Regions from separate parts of the Mus musculus genome. Here region 2 is linked to region 1. The links are chromatin loops, found by intact Hi-C in ENCODE. Cell type or tissue: left cerebral cortex. All regions are shown on one strand.

Region 1 (8,000 bases):
GCTAAATCCCCAACCCCCGGGAATACAGACTCTTGAGTCACCTCTAGTTGAAGCCCTAGATTCTCACAACCCACTAGGGCAGCCTTCTCCACCAGCTACCAAAGGCCAAGTGCTAACACTCACTTGTGTCTCACAGGAGAACCACAAACAGGAAGTGCACCCAAGAATGCAGCTATGATTGATTGGCTGGGTGAGACTGACCACCCACCCAGCCCAGTAGCTGCCCTGGTAGACCCAACAGCACCTCTGTGGGTGGTAGTGTGGGTCATTCTGTAATTCCTGAGCACTCCATATGTAATTTTTGCAAGATCCAGTATAGAATCTTAAAAATAAGTTTTAACTTCCAGAAAGAAGAGCTTAATTTGCCCGTGGAAGTTTTGTGTTTGGATCCATTTGCTCTCATCAGAGATTAAAGTGAGGTCAGGCAGGAATGTCCCTTCCTGTTCCCTGGAGTCTGACGTCTAGTGTGGACACAGGGCAGTGAGCTACTAGGGTGGACTATGACCCCAAAGATGGTTTGGTTATCAGGGTGACAGGCACAAGAGTAAGATCATCTCTAATCAGGCAGTTTACTCCCTCATCTGAGACTTTAAAGTTACTCCATGCTGAGAAGAAAAAGCTGGGTGTAGATGTAGGTGAGGCCTCCTCAGAAGTTTACCTCAGGGCCCCAAGCATGATAGAAATGCTACGAGTCTTAGCCATGAAGACACTGAGTGGAAGATAGGAAAAGGGGAGAGAAGGGAGTGGGTGATGTGAAATGCCTGCTCTTCCCTTCAGGCAGCGAAGGCTTAGGACCTTAATAGACAGCTGTCAAAAAAGTGCTCAGCTGCCTACAACGGTCCACACTGCCGGTGTGGGTGGGTGAGCATCCATCTCAGTCAGGGAGCGTCTCAGTCGATTCCATAGTGGAGAGTAAAAATACGAATGGTGGCGGTGGTCAGGGTGCCGAGTGGGTAAAGGGCTTGCCAGGCAAGTATGGGACCTGAGTGTGTATCCCCATAACTTCCGTGCAGCTCAGGACACGTAGTGCGAGTGTCTGGAATTCTACTGCTCCTACGGGGAGGTGAGCAGTGGAGACTGGAGAGTCCCCAGACACTCGTGGGCCGTCTAACCTGGCACGTACAACCGACAAACAACAAGATGCTCTGCCTCAAACAATGTAGAAGGCAGGGACTGATACCTGGAGTTGTCCCCTGGCCTCCATGTGTCTGCATTCTGCATTCATGCACATGAATGTGCTCTCTCTCTCTCTCTCTCTTTCTCTCTCTCTCACACACAGAGAAAGAGAGAGAGAGACAGACACAGACAGACAGACAGACAAGTCCAGCAAAGTGAAAGTCATTTTGCATCTCCCTGACTCATTAGATTCCCAAGTTCCCCACCCCACCCCTGGTGCCCACACAGTGTGGTCATGGAGCAACTGTTGGAGACTAACCACAGCTACCCTGGCCTGAGGAGTTTGGCTATTTCCAGCCGCAGAGATGAATAAGAGCATCCATTTGAGCCAAGTTGATTTCCCAGCTTCCCCTGCTCCCCATGCCAGCTATGGGGCTCCTCAAACTCTGCTGGCCTCTGCTCGCTAGTCTGTCACGTCATGAATCTTGCTGGCCTTGCCTGTACGAACTCAGTGGCTTTGCTGATGGGTTGATCTGTGGGATGGTATTCTATAGACTTGCCAGACAGAACTTCAGGTTGGGCTTGGTGAACACACAGATGTCAATCATCTAGGAGGGCTGTGGTCCATGAGAGAGTATCCTCAAGCATCTGTGCACATCTGCAGACCCCTGTCCATGGAGCAGCCCACCCAGGGATGAGTCAATGCAGTGGGAAAGAGGAAGGACTCCAAGCCCAAAGGCTTTGGCTTTGTAGCCTTTGGTATGGCTGGCTATTCCTTCCCCATAAGAGCTCCAAGAGCCATGTCTCCTTCACAGATACCCTGAGGTGGTTCTTCTATTTCAGAACTCCAAAGTCCTGGCCAAGAAAGAACTGGCTTATGTCCCAATCATTGGCTGGATGTGGTACTTCGTGGAAATGATCTTTTGCACACGCAAGTGGGAGCAAGATCGGCAGACGGTTGCCAAGAGCCTGCTGCACCTCCGGGACTACCCAGAGAAGTATCTGGTACGTAGGCAAAAGAGCCGTGTGCTGTCTGGCTCCTGTGGAATTATGTGTGGCTACCACACATAGGAGTCACTTTAGGACTCTTCTGCGGGTGACCACTGAATTGAGTATGACCTGGAATGACATGTGACCTGAGGGCACTTTGGGGCTGACCTGGCGTCAAGTGTGACTATGAACTTCTTTGGCACTGTGGCCTCTGGTTGAGCTTGGGGTTGTGTGAGCGTGGGATCCTCCTGTGTGACCATTCATTATCTTTTGCTTTTCAGTTCCTGATCCACTGTGAGGGCACACGGTTCACAGAGAAGAAACACCAAATCAGCATGCAGGTGGCCCAAGCCAAGGGGCTGCCCAGCCTCAAACACCACCTGCTGCCGCGCACCAAAGGCTTTGCTATTACTGTGAAGTGCTTGCGAGATGTTGGTAAGGATGCTGGCTAAACAGGGGATCTTTGAGGCTAGGTGGGACCTGGGACAAGAGGCAGGTTCCAGTCTGGTTGGGCACCTCACGTTTCTGCATCCCAGTGAATACTTCCCTCTGCTGGTCAACGGCGGTACTGCACTGTGAGTGCAGAAGGTGCAGGCTCCCTGGAGGACCCCTGAGATGGCCTGGCCATGGAGCTGCAGTCTTTGAGGCCATCTCTTGCTTGTCTATTGCTGACAACCACCTGTAGATGATCTGACCTGTACTCTAGGGCAGCTGACCCATGAGTCTGGAGTCTTAAGCCAGTGTAGATAAAAAGCAGAAGGCAGCAGTGGTCAGTTGCCACTGGCATTCTAACATGACTTCTTACATTTCCTTATTAACCTTTCTCTTCAGTTTAAAACATGTTTCTTGTTTTCATAGGTAAGCCCTTCCTCTCACATCTCTTACTCCCTGGGCCTTCGGCTCCAAAAGAGGCTTGACTTTTTACCTGGGCTGGATAGGACTTGACACTGCTTCAAGTGTGAAGGCACCACAGAGCTTGGGCAGGCCTTCCTAGAGCTTCATGTGTTGGGCATGCCAGGAAAATGCTTTATCCCAGAGGAAGAGGTGGGCCAAGCTGGCCCTACTCTGTTGCCAGAGGCAGGTCAGATGTGGCTTCTGGCTCCCTGCTACTAGCTTCTATAGCCTTGTCGTTATCTCTTGTGCGGGGGTCTTCCTTAGCCCCCATGGCAAGGATTTAACCAGGGCACCAAGGACATCAACAGGTTAAATATCTTCTGGGCTAGTGCCCACTTTAGGCATCAGAGCCCACCAATGACAGGAGAGTGGTTGGGCCTTTAAGGACAGTGCCTCTAGATACTCCTATAAGGCAGCATGGGGACCCTTTCCCATTGAGAAAGATAGTGGACCTACAGACCTGTAGCGGGGTTAGGCATCAGGGGAAAGAAACGGATGGTGATTTTATAACATTGAATTCGTGTTCTTCATATTTCCAAGTGATCCAGGGATGGTTTACAATTTCAGTGATTCCCCTGCTACTTTTACTAACATTAACTGCAGACGTCTAAAGCTGTCAGGCCCGGGTCAGGATCATATACATCATCGTTAGTACAGTGGGCTCCGCCTGCATGTGTAACTGGCATCTGTCACCTCAGCCCTGTGTGATGATGGCTTTGTAAGCTCACTCTCCAGAACACCTAAGTTTGGAAGATTGCGTGATGCAGCTAAGCAAACTTCCCACTGCTGGGAAAAGGCGGCTGTGGGCGCCACACCCAGCCGCACTGATTCCTGCCTTTCTCTGCTGCCATCTGTTTCCACCATGTTTTTACACATTCTACCCACTTGCTTCTGTCATTAAGTCATCCGTTCTTTGATCCAATAAGCATTTCTGGAGCCTGACCTGGGTCCCAGGGCTCCCGCAGCAAGGTTGGATGGAATGTGGAATATAGCGACGAGATAACTTGGAATGCGCTTATAGGATAAGTTACTGTTACAGGGGCTTTTAGGGCTCTCATTTGGGCTTTCATAGTAAAGAAATAGAGACATCTATATTAGAAGCCTGTTACCCTTTCTGCTGGGCGCAGTCTCCTGAGTTATCCATCCAGAGTCACTGTTAGCCTCCTTGCTCTGTTCCTCCCCCAGCTCCAGCCTCCAGCTCCTTATTCATCAAAAGCCATTCCTCCTTCCTGATTCAAAAAGGCTTATTAGCATAGTGGGCGAAGTTCCACAGCTTACTCACTCTGAACCAATCAGTAGCAGGACTACCCCACACATTAGCATAGGAGGTGAGGTCTCACAGCTTACTCACTCTGAATCAATCAGCATCAGGGTTACACCATATATACATCCGCGCGGAGAGCGTGGGTGATAGGTTTCCCAAGGAGTTACCACTGAATAGGACTATTAACTTGGCCACTACCTTTTCCCTCCAGGATTTAGATGTAACACTCTGACTTTGTGGCTGCTTCATTTTGGGAGGGCACAAAAATGCTCACAGAAAGGGTTACACTGGGCCTGCAGAGATGGCTTAGCTGATACGAGTGCTGACTGCACTTGCAGAGGACTGGAATTCAGTTCTCACTGTTATTACCTGGTGGCTCACAACTGCCTGTAAATCCAGCAACGGGGATGCGATGCTCTCTTCAGGTCTCATGTGTACATATGCCCACATAGACATGCACCCACATTGTTACAAAGTAAGTCTTTTATAAAAAAAGGAAAATGGTATTTGATAACTTTATAAATCATGGCTATCGTTCTATAACAGACACATCCTTAGATGAACCTAGGTCATCTCCTACCCATATTTGTTCAAATATCGGTATTTGTGACTACAGTAGGCTCTGCCTACTAGAAAGTTGCTTATTAGCATCCTTATCAGTATAGAATTGACAGTCATGACTGCTTTAAAGCCCACATGACCACAGGAATTACTCTGTTTCTATGACTCGCTTACAGTTGGCTTTCTGATTACAAAAGATGATACATGTTCAATGTAGAGTGGGTGAACAATCTAGAAAAACCCAAGGAAGAGGTCTCTATCATGCGTGTCATTGGTAGACAGGTTACGGCGTGTGTATGTCTTCCAGTGTGTGTGTGTGACTACCAAGCAGAACTGGCCTCACCTGCTATATACTACCTTGTTTGTCTTGTCTTATAGTCCCAGCTGTATATGACTGTACACTCAATTTCAGAAACAATGAAAACCCAACACTGCTGGGAGTCTTAAATGGAAAGAAATATCACGCTGACTGCTACGTTCGGTAAGCTGGCCCTGCTTCCTTCCTAGAAATGGGAGGGCTTGTTTCTAAGTGCTAAATGACAAGGAGTCCGCCTCCAGCAACGTCTGCTTGCCACTGAACTTCTCCCCAGTTATTTATATTATGAACTCAGGAGGCATAGCACACCTACTGCACACCCTGGAGAGGATGCCGTCCCTTCCAGCTCTTTCAAATCTGTTAACTGGCTTGGCTCAGTTTGTCTCGCTCCCCTCTCAGAGCTCTGGGCGGACAGACAGGAGGCCAGTACTCACTATCAGTCATTCTTTGTGGACACATTTCCTACAAAGATGGATCTGCTCTTTGCAAAGACAAGCCAATTTTTTTCTTTCTTTTCTGTTATTATTATTATTGCCTGCTTAATGGCTTACCCAATGCGCCCCTTGATCTCCAGAATGTCACCAAGACTAGTGGAATGACAATGGGAAGATGTAGCAGGCAGGAAGTCACGGGGCCATTTGCTCAACAACCTTATGCATTAAAATCCAGTCTGCGTTGGGTCAGGTGGCTCTGGTTCCCTATGCCGTAGTCATCTCGAAGGCCATCCAGGAGACCCTGAAACATCCTCATACAAGCAGACAGATGGTACAGAGCTTTCTGGGTAAAGAGACCTTCAGATGCCAAATCCCAGTACACCGTGATGAAATCACAACTCTGTCGAGTCACTCAAAATGTCTAAATATACAAACGCATTTGTGGACTGCCAGCCTGGGTTAACTCCCTGGAACTGCTTCCAGCTTTTCCACAAAATGAGGACGAAGCACCATCAACCACTGCCGCCCAAGAAACTCCTCAAGCCGACTTCCACCCCCTGCCCCTACTACCAGAGACAGAGTGGGTCCTTTCTCTCTGGAGTTTCTTTAACACTTGACAAGAGCTCCACTCAGCTGGATTCTTGTAGGGTACAAGATCGTTTGACATCCACAAGGGTTGGCGGGGGGGGGGGGGCAGGGTTAGTAACTGTAGTTTTCTGGAGTATATGTGGGAACTGGTGTAGAGTACATAGCCAACTATGATCCTTTCAAGTTCACCTACAAAGCCAGCAAGTGTTCATGGCCACCAGGGAAGGGTCCTTATGCTGCCCATCACACCTTTTTGTGTGTAGTAGCCCACTTAATACGACTGGGACATTCTAAGTAAATACTACAGTGCCATATAAAGAATTAACACATCTAGGGCACTACCGACCAGCACAGGCTTAAAAAGAGTAAAACTCCCTAAGGCCCAGCTAGTCAAGTGAAGCTCATTTCCTGGGCAGAGTAACTCAGAGGTCTCTATTCTGTCCAGATGCCCTTCTCACATGCCTGACCTTCCAGCACCTGCCTCAATGTGGCCGTGCCCCAGTGGAGGGCAAAGGAGCTGCGTGTGAGATGGTCCGCCATTACTGTTGCTCCTTGGTCGAAGAAAGTACTAGTGTGTTGTCCTGTATGCATGGATTCTGCACCTATCACAAAGAACACGGAGCAGCACTGTCCTCTCGGGTGGAAGCAGTGTTGGGTTTGGGGAGGTGGAAGGCGGAGAAAGGCAGACCCTCACTCCTGACAGTATCTCTCTGTCATTGACTTGACCCTTCTACTGGCCCATGGACTGCCCCCCTTGCCTCCTCCACAGGGTTTAGTCTGCAGCCAAAACTGTCACTCAGACACTGGCCTGGGGGCTCCGTGTGGTTGCTACTCTCAGCTACCTGCTCTCTGCTTTTGCAGGAGGATCCCCATGGAGGACATTCCGGAGGATGAGGACAAGTGCTCTGCCTGGTTACACAAGCTCTACCAGGAGAAGGTGAGTGCACCTGCGGGGTTTAGGGTTTGAGATGCCGTTCTCATGGGTGGGCACTGGGAGCCAGTTATTGGTGTCCCAAAGGATCAACATGTCAAGCACTGGAAGAACATAGAGGAAGTACATTGTTAGGTGGCCTCACAGAAAGTAAAACCATCACGTACGTGCATGTAGTGGACCAACAGATTAGTAATGGCTGTTCTGTATGATCCAAAGAACAAACAACAACGGCTGGCCCGATGGGTTTCAAGTGAGTGAGCTTATTGCCACGCAGTAATCAAAAGGAGGGGAAAGACCCACAGTGAGCATCCTCAATGGAGGAATCACCTGAATGACAGCCATGCTGGAGTTCTCAACGGAGCTCCCTGCTCACGGATGAACTTCTGCCTTCCTCTTTCTGTCCACCTACCGTGCAGATGTCTCAAGGGTGTCCACATTTCTATTTCTCTGAGCTGCTTGCTATTTTCCTTCCTCCCTGTTGCATTCCGGGGCCAGCCATCCAGCACAGTTATGGAGGACAGTTGACATAAGCAAGCTCAATGAGACAAGGGAGAGAGAGAGAGAGCCTCCTTGTTCCCAGAATCCCCTTCATCAAGCACAGACAGAATAGGACAGTTTACTGGTACACTGTACATCAGTGGTCCCATAGCCCTGGGGTCTTCCCCATGCCTATCACCCAGGCGTGTTTCCCCATTGGAGGGCTCACGTCAGTAACAGATGTGGTCTTGACTGTTCCTGCGTAAACTCCATCACTTCAATTTGGTCCTGCAAGGCCCCCTTACCTTCCTGGTCCAGCTCCCCAGCTCTGCCTGCTTGGCTTGGTTTTACACAGCCTCCTCCCTTCCCAAGATGTAAGCAGGGTGCAAGGAGAACCTAATTATCATTGCCCCAACTTGACCTCAT
Region 2 (8,000 bases), 58 kb before region 1:
CCTGCCTCAGCCTCCTGAGTGCTGAGAATTAATTAAAGGCATGTACCACCACTGCCTGGCTGTCAAAACTATCTTAAAGCCAGCCCAGGTATCTCAGGGTCGAGTCCCAACTTCCATCTCTTCACCCTGAGTGCTCTTTGTGACTTTGAACTTCTTTTGCCCCCTGGGAAACTTGTAAGCTGCTTTGCAGAAAAGAGGTCCGCGCCTCCCCATCTCTCAAGCCTAGGTGCAACCTCAACAGGTGCAGAGAAAAGAGAGTGAATGGAAAATCGACTATAGATTGTCATGATCTTATATAAGTCACCCAGCCTGGGAACCACCCCATTCCTTGCTCTGAAGAATAGCTCAGTGGGTAGAGTACTTGCCTAGCATGGCTCAAGTCCTGGGTTCGAGCCCAAGAACTGCATAAGTCTGTCATGGCACATAACAGTTTGGGGTCATCTTTCTTGGCTACACAACAAGCTTGAAACCAGCCTGGGGTACATGAGATTCCATTTAAAAACAAAAGCCTCAAATTGTGGGATTCATGGGAGCCGAGGATCAACTAATAGATGGGAACTTATACAGATCAGTTATTATAACAAATTATAGCAGTTCTAACCTCTGCCATCTAAGAGAAGGATTGTCTTCTAGCTCGAGGCTTTTCTTGGTGGTCTTCAGTCATCCTGGCTCCCAGGAGAAGCGAGCAGCCTCCACCCTTTCTTCCAAGGCCCTCTGCTGAACTGTGAGGTCATTTCATTCCTTGTTTCAGATTTGGAGCCACTGGTTAGTGGCACCATGAGTCTGGCCTCTCTGTGTAGGCAGAGTTTCTGATTTAAAAGCTGTTATGGGGTGGGTGCATATATCTCGGGTGTTTTAGAGTAGTTTTCTGGCCTTTGTACTCTGGCTCATTGATTGATAACTCTCAGACCAGGCATTGAATCCCTTCATTAAGTCCTTCCACAAATATGTAATATATATATATGTGTGTGTGTGTGTGTGTGTATACCCATATACACATATATACATAAATACATGTCTTAGGGTTTCATTGCTGTGAACAGACACCAGGACCAAGGCAACTTTTATAAAGGACAACATTTAATTGGGGCTAGATTATTTCAGAAGTCTACTACATTATCATCATGGTGGGAAGCATGACACCATCCAGGCAGATATGGTACTGGAGAAGGAGCTGAGAGGTCTACATCTTGATCCAAAGGCAGCCAGGAAGAGACCTTCTTCCTAAGACAGCTAAGAGGAGGCTCTCTTTCTACTGGGTGGAGCTTGACCTCAAAGCCCGCCTACAGTGACACACTTCCTCTAACAGTGACACACCTCCTCTAACAAGGCCACACCTCCTATGCAAAGTCCCACTTCCCATAGTCCAAGCATATTCAAACCACAATATATATGTATACACGTGTGTATATATGCATATATATGTATAAATACACATATGTTTATATACATATATATGTATACACACACACACACACACATACCTGTGGCCACTTTGTGAGTCTGGTCATTTATGCCACGTTGGCTACGGTTGAACGGCCACTTGGAAGACCTTGGTCCAGGTGCTTCACTTTCCCTGGCCTGGTCCCTTACCTGTTATAAAGGTAAGATCCCAGAGGCTGCCGGAAGGGTTAAGGGAAAATTGTCCTAATAGGGCCTAGACTGCGCTCAGCAGGAAGACCTACTGAGTTGATGCCTATAAATAAAGCTTAGTCACCCTTTAACTTCCAGGGTATATTCTTCTCGTAGGTACGTTCTCTCTCGTATAACACATAGCACACCTTTGCTAATGTATACCATTTGTGTGTTTCAGACACTTTCCTGAGCCCCGGATCTTTCCCCCTTCTGGAACTATCCCACCATACGGATTTATCTCTTGAGAATCCCCACACCATGGACCTCATCGGGCTGCTGAAGTCCCAGTTTCTATGTCACCTGGTCTTCTGCTACGTGTTCATCGCCTCGGGGCTCATTGTCAACGCCATCCAGCTGTGCACGCTGGTCATCTGGCCCATCAACAAGCAGCTGTTCCGCAAGATCAATGCCAGACTCTGCTACTGCGTCTCCAGCCGTAAGATCCATGCCCTTCACGTTTGCTTATAACCCAGATGGGAAGCTCAGCCCCTGGCTCCTCACAGGCACTTGCTAGGCAGGCACGCTGGGCCAGGCTGCTGTCTCTCACTCTTTTCTGCTTTAGATTTGAAATGCCCATTTTTGTCCCTACTCTACAAAAAAAAAAAAAAAAAAAAAAATCCTTCCAGTGAGAGGTGCCAATAGCACAAAGCTGAGCAGCCATGAAGGATGGACTGGCGACAGTAAATATGCCTTCTATATAGCTGCTTCTCCCGATTTCCTTCTCAGAAGTGAGTGGTCCATTCTTGCTTAGTTATCCTGACTCTATGGCTGGTGTATACCCGAGCACAGTGTGCTCTCTCTGGGTCTGTGGATAGATACATACAATTCACATGCAGTACAGCATGTTGCCGCTCTGTCTGTAGGTAGATACATACAATTCACATGCAATTTTGGTTTGGTTTGGTTTGCGGTGCTGGGAGTCAAGTATATATGTATCTTTGAAAACTAAATGGCATCATACTATATTGCTCTCCTCCTTGTGTTTTTCCCCTTGTCTTGCTTTGTGATTGTCATGGACATATATGCAGTTCTAAGAGACAAAGCAGTGAACCCTAAATTCCCTACAGGGTGGTGTAAGGGAAAAGGGATAGACTCGGCTCTCTGCCCCAGCATCCTGTGCTAGTGCTCATTACCTAAATGGTAGCTGTGTTTGTCAGGGTCCCTAGAGGAACAGAACTGATAGAGTGAATAAATGTACATATACATCTATACATGCATACACACACACACACACACACACACACACACACACACACACACACACACATACATGCACAAATAATGACAACTATTCCTCAGGTGTGCCCAGCTGCTTAGGTTTTTAGTTAATTCCAGATTTATTCAAGTTGGCAGCCGAGATTAGATCATTGGAGTATAGTATTCTAGCCAGGAAACTGATGCTCACATGATCTAACAAACCTGCTTAGCTGCTAAGCTGTCTAAAACGTAACTCATTTGGCCAGAGCTTCTACAGTTGAAAGCAGGGCATCAGTGCATTGTTGCAACATCTAGTGGTGAGTTTTGCTCTCGATAAAGATGAAACTTATAATTATTCCCTAAGCTGGAAGATACTGCTCCATTATTAGCTCCACGTGTGGCCGAAAATGTATTCAAAATAGAGTGTTTTTCGTTCAAACTAAGCAATGGAAGTGTCTCTGTGGCCTTAGATTATGACGAAGAGACAAATATATTATCTTTCTGAAACAAAGAACATTGAAATTGAATTTAAAAGTGCTTCTTAAAACAGCAAGGACTCTACAGGTTTGGTTTGGTTTTCAAGACCACTATGTAGTCCAAACCAGTTTTGAACTTGGTAATCCTCCTTCTCTGCCTTTTGAATGTTGGGATTCCGGCCACGGGTCATCATGCCCAGCGTTATATTCTTAACTTGTAAACTTTATTTTTATTATTTTTCAGTGTGTGTATGCGCACATGCATACGTGTGTGCACTCATGAGCGTGCATATGAGTATAGATGCCCATAGAGGACAGAAGAGGCCATCGGATTCCCCTGAAGTAGAGTTACAGGTGGCTGTGAACCTTCTGACACGGGTGCTGGGTACTGAACTCCAGTCCTCTGCAAGAGCTAAAGTATGTTTCTTGACAGCTGAGCCATTTATCCAGTCCTATGTATTTTTAATTGACACATTGATCATATATATTTGTAAGGTATATCCAGTATCCTGATACATGTATACAAAGCAGGCTAGCAGGCACCTGCATTGTTTTGTACTTGGTTTCCTCCTTTGGGCTGGTAACATTTCAGATCCTAGCTACACACCCTATATAGAAGCTTCTTTAATGTAGGATGGCTTTCAAGGTAAAAAGACTCTTGTAACTATGTGTCTGGATGTAGCTCAAGTCGGCTATGTTGGCCTTGCTCTGAGGTTGGCACAGTAGTTGCTTGTGTAGCTTCATGAGCTGTAATACATGTTGGCAGTATGGGTGAGTGACACAGAGCCTAGACTACAGCGGTTTGTGGGATTTCTCTGGGATGCAGCATTTAAGTGGAACAGGTTCTCTGCCTGCCCTGGCTGTAGTGATGCTTGGCTTTGGGGTCAGTAAACACATGAGGTGGTGTGTAGCTGTTAGAGTTGAGGGTTGTGTACAGGTTGAGTAGTGTGTGAGGACCATACTGATGATCAGGGTGGTTCCCTGTCTCTGTCTGAGCTACAGAGGTGTCTTTGCAGAACATTTCAGTGGGGGAAGGGGTATGGGGAAAGGGGACTGTCAGTCAGTCTTCTTGGGGAGGGCTTCCTATCTGCTCCCTGGTGTCTAGGTGACAAGAGGCTCAAGGAAGGATAGAGAACTTCCAAGCAATGGGATTGTGCATACCACAGCTTTGCCTCCCTCCCAGAATACATGATAGTAGATCCAACACCAGGCAGGCTGACCAGCTGTTCACAGGGTTCAACACTGGGGCTGTAGGCCTGCTTCCAAGGTGTCTCCGTGGGCTGAGCTACTCAGGAGGCATCACAGTTGCTTCCTGTGGGGAAGGTGTGGGTAGACACAACCACTTGTCTGCTTCCCAGGTGGTCCTGTAGACTGAGCCACTCTGGAAGGGCAGCAGGCTGCTTCCAGGGGAGTGGGAGTATAGCAGGGCCACCTGGCGGGTTTAAGGGCCAAGATGAAGACATGTGGAAGACAGCTGCCTGGTTTTTTCACAAGACCCCTGCTGGGCATTTTGCAGCCTGAATCTGGGTAGGCATGGTAGATGGCTGGCTGTCTTGTAGAGCCATGCAGCAGTGCGGATACTCAACAGTTACTGTGCAGGGGCATGACTGACAAAAGCTACATGAACTTCCAGCAGACAGTCTTCTGGCTATGTCTTGAGGCTCTTTGCTTACTGAGCAAAGTCCCTCTTACTTTAGGGATAATCTCTTGGATATATGAAAGAAAGGTTAAGTTATGAGACTTGGCCCCTTTGTAAGATGTATCTCCACAGGACTCTGGTGTTCTGCCTGAAACAGCAGTTTGTTCCTTGTTTCCTTCCATTTGTTGTAGAGAGAAACATTTCCAGCTCTTCTTGTCAACCGTTATGCAATCCCATCATCCTTTATGTGCCGTATTTTGTAAATTCAAAAATTCTTATGAGGGAAAAAGGTTGCAGCAACAATCTCATTCACAGTTCCCTTCCCCGACTCAGAATTCGCAGTGGGTCTGATACTATTCCTAATGTTTGATGTTTTGTATCAGAGGCTTTTTCTATATTCGAAGAATGTTCACAAAATCATACAACTGGATGCCTTTAATCCATTGTCTACGGCTTACTGTCTTCAAGCGCCCATTAAGCCCAGAGCCACAGAATGTGCCTTCCTATGTCACATACTTTATTCTAGTGTGGCTCTAGTATTTGGGCATCCGCAGAGGTACAGGAAAAGGAATATTTGTCGGGGCGGGCACAGAAAGCAGAAGGCGGAATCACAGCTGTGGGAAGAGGGAAGGCTTGGTGTAACCAAGGGAGAGAAGACAGCTGGCTCAGGGGGATGTTACTTTGTTTTTAAATACTTTCCCACACTACAGCAGGAGGGAGAGTTAGCTATATAAAATTAGGTTTAACAAAGCAATGCTGGTTGTCTTTTTTTCTTTTTCTTTTTCTCTTCTTTTCTTTTTCTTTTTCTTTTATTTTAATACCATTTAGAGGACTTGCATACTCTTCAGGCTGTTCCAAAATCTGCCACTTTGAAAATCGGAGATCATGTCTGTTTGCCCTGTCATAAACCCTATCCAGATTGCAAACAGACAGCTAAAAGCCAGGTTCTCATTTAGAAGTAAGTCAGAAAAGAGGCTCAGACTTGGTGTTTAAGAGCTGCATCTCCTGTGGAGATATTTGGGGAGCGGGGGTGTTCACCTACTTGTTTCTGATGGAAATTATAATGAGTAACAATGTAAAAGGAAAGATGAATTTTAATATCATTATAAATCAATTGAAATACTCAGAACAAATCCCAAATGAAAATCCATAATGAACTGTTTGAGACAAGTGGCATTTCCGGCGTGCGTGAAGTTGATGGTAAGCAGTCTTTACAGAAGGCTTGAGGTCTTGGCATGTCCCACGTGCTCTGTCCCCATTTGCCCTTTGGGTCAAGCAGTGCAGAGTCATTGCTGCAACAGTGTGAATGGAGAAGGAGTGAGCTCTGATGAGGAGCCAGCATGGTTCCCAGAGAGAGAGAGAGAGAGAGAGAGAGAGAGAGAGAGAGAGAGAGAGAGAATGTGGTAGACAGGGTGTATGATCCATGCTGGGCTTGCATTCCATCTGATGCATCTGACTAGGAATTGTGTCCCCCCACAGCCCTATCTCCACAGCATCCCATGTTTGGAGCATCATCCCAGCAGGCATTAGGGAGCAGAGGCAGTTTGAAATACATCTTGTTTTCCTAGCTGTCTCTGATTGAAAGACTGTTGTTTGCCCGGCCAGACAAGACCAGACCGTGTGCAACACTCTCCTGGGCCTGTGGTTCTACAGCCTATGGGTCATGGGCCGGGCAGCAGCTTGATGAGCAGAGAGTTGTACCATGTTGGTTTGGCCTGCCTTGCGGTATTCTCTCCGAATTAAGGTTCAAACCTCTGTTCATGGGGTTCAATGGTTTCTTCTGGCAAGCAGAAAACCTGCTGCATCTATCATTTGCAGCTGATTCTGTAAGAGAATGCAGGATACATTGTTTCCTGGGGTTGCACCCTGGTTACATTTCACTAACAAAGTTTGGTCATCCTCTGTTTTCCTGTTAAATATTTTCCTGTTAAGAATTTGAGCTCATTGTCACCAGGGAGTGCAGGGCAGCATGCAACTCTGAGGACGCTCCCATACCAAAGACCACAATGACTTCAGTAACAAAGCACAGAATGGATGCTGTACTCCACAGCAGGACACAGGGAAGATTGGTGAATAATTGACTTCAGGGTGGGGCTTGCCTTTCTTTTCCTTGATTTTGTTTTCCTCACTATGTATAGAAAAAGAAGCTATGTCAGACCCACCCTGTGCGCTGGCAGAAGAAGGAGCCAACCGAGCAAGCTCCTTTAAGGTCAAAAAATGAAGATATTGTAAAGTGGGTAGAGGTTGGGTTGCTCTGTGCATAGCAGTGTCTAGGGCATCTGTGCTTTTTAATCTCTAGGGAAAAAAGGCTGACACAGGTCACTCTGACATTTTGCTGTTTTTTTTTTCCCCCTGACACTATAGACTTCAAACTACAGCAACAGAACCAGAAAACTTAGTAGTCTATTAATGTCAGGAGGAAAAAAAGGTGGCGTGGAAGGCTGGAATGAAGCTCCTATTTTAGCAAAGACTGGAGAAATAAAACAAAATGAAAATGTTTCCAGCCTCAGCCCTGACCCTGCACTTGGGGCCTGGCTGCCAAGTTCACTGTCCCTGTACATGCGTCCAGGACATCTGAGTCTGCCCAGTAGAGTCTGTGAGCTCTGCTGCTTCTGGTTTCACCTGGCAGTTAGCCTTATACCACCCCACAGAATCCCTGCCATGGGCAAAGAGAAAAGACAGATGGGGGAAGGAGGGAGACAACTCTTGGTGCTAGGATGCCAAACAAAGTATTTTTTAAATTTAATTAAATAATTAAATTAAATAATTATTACATAATTATTTAATAATAATTAATTTAAAATAGTTTAATTAAAAAATTAATATGTGTGTGTGTGTGTGTGTGTGTGCACCCGCGTGTGTGTATGTGAATGTTAGTTTGTGCACATGAGATCATGTGCCCATGGAGGCCAGAGGGGTTGGAGTCTCCTGGAACTAGGGTTACAGGTGGTTGTGAGCTGTCTGATTTTATAGTCTAGAAACTGAATCTAGGTCCTCTGCAGGAGCGGTGCATGCATGCTCTTAACCACTGAGCCATTTCTATAACCTCCAAA

The links. A loop is a pair of places that touch in the nucleus more often than their neighbours do. Peaks named below come from ENCODE experiments on the same cell type or tissue, not always from the same donor. Only the 100,000 strongest peaks of a DNase experiment are listed, where the experiment ranks them.
Region 2: a loop joins it to region 1, with 5 times the contacts of the local background. A loop is called at or near these places in 7 of 42 quality-filtered maps.

The regions. Positions count from the first base shown.
Region 1 is chr17:12,208,252-12,216,251 of GRCm38, forward strand. It overlaps Agpat4 (1-acylglycerol-3-phosphate O-acyltransferase 4 (lysophosphatidic acid acyltransferase, delta)), which reads left to right. Exons shown (of 9, transcript NM_026644.2): 4 at 1,960-2,121; 5 at 2,388-2,541; 6 at 5,204-5,306; 7 at 7,025-7,100. Among named protein-coding and RNA genes, the nearest start is that of Gm46605, 52 kb to the right of the region's middle. In left cerebral cortex, a CTCF peak has its summit at 2,673 (motif pointing left); DNase peaks (open chromatin) are centred at 2,053, 2,654, 3,861, 4,295 and 2 more places; H3K27ac peaks cover 1,713 bases.
Region 2 is chr17:12,149,879-12,157,878 of GRCm38, forward strand. Agpat4 (1-acylglycerol-3-phosphate O-acyltransferase 4 (lysophosphatidic acid acyltransferase, delta)) reads left to right here. Exons shown (of 9, transcript NM_026644.2): 2 at 1,814-2,071. The coding sequence starts at 1,894. Among named protein-coding and RNA genes, the nearest start is that of Agpat4, 35 kb to the left of the region's middle. In left cerebral cortex, no CTCF peak of the experiment used is centred here; DNase peaks (open chromatin) are centred at 4,873, 5,130, 5,573 and 5,922; H3K27ac peaks cover 1,654 bases.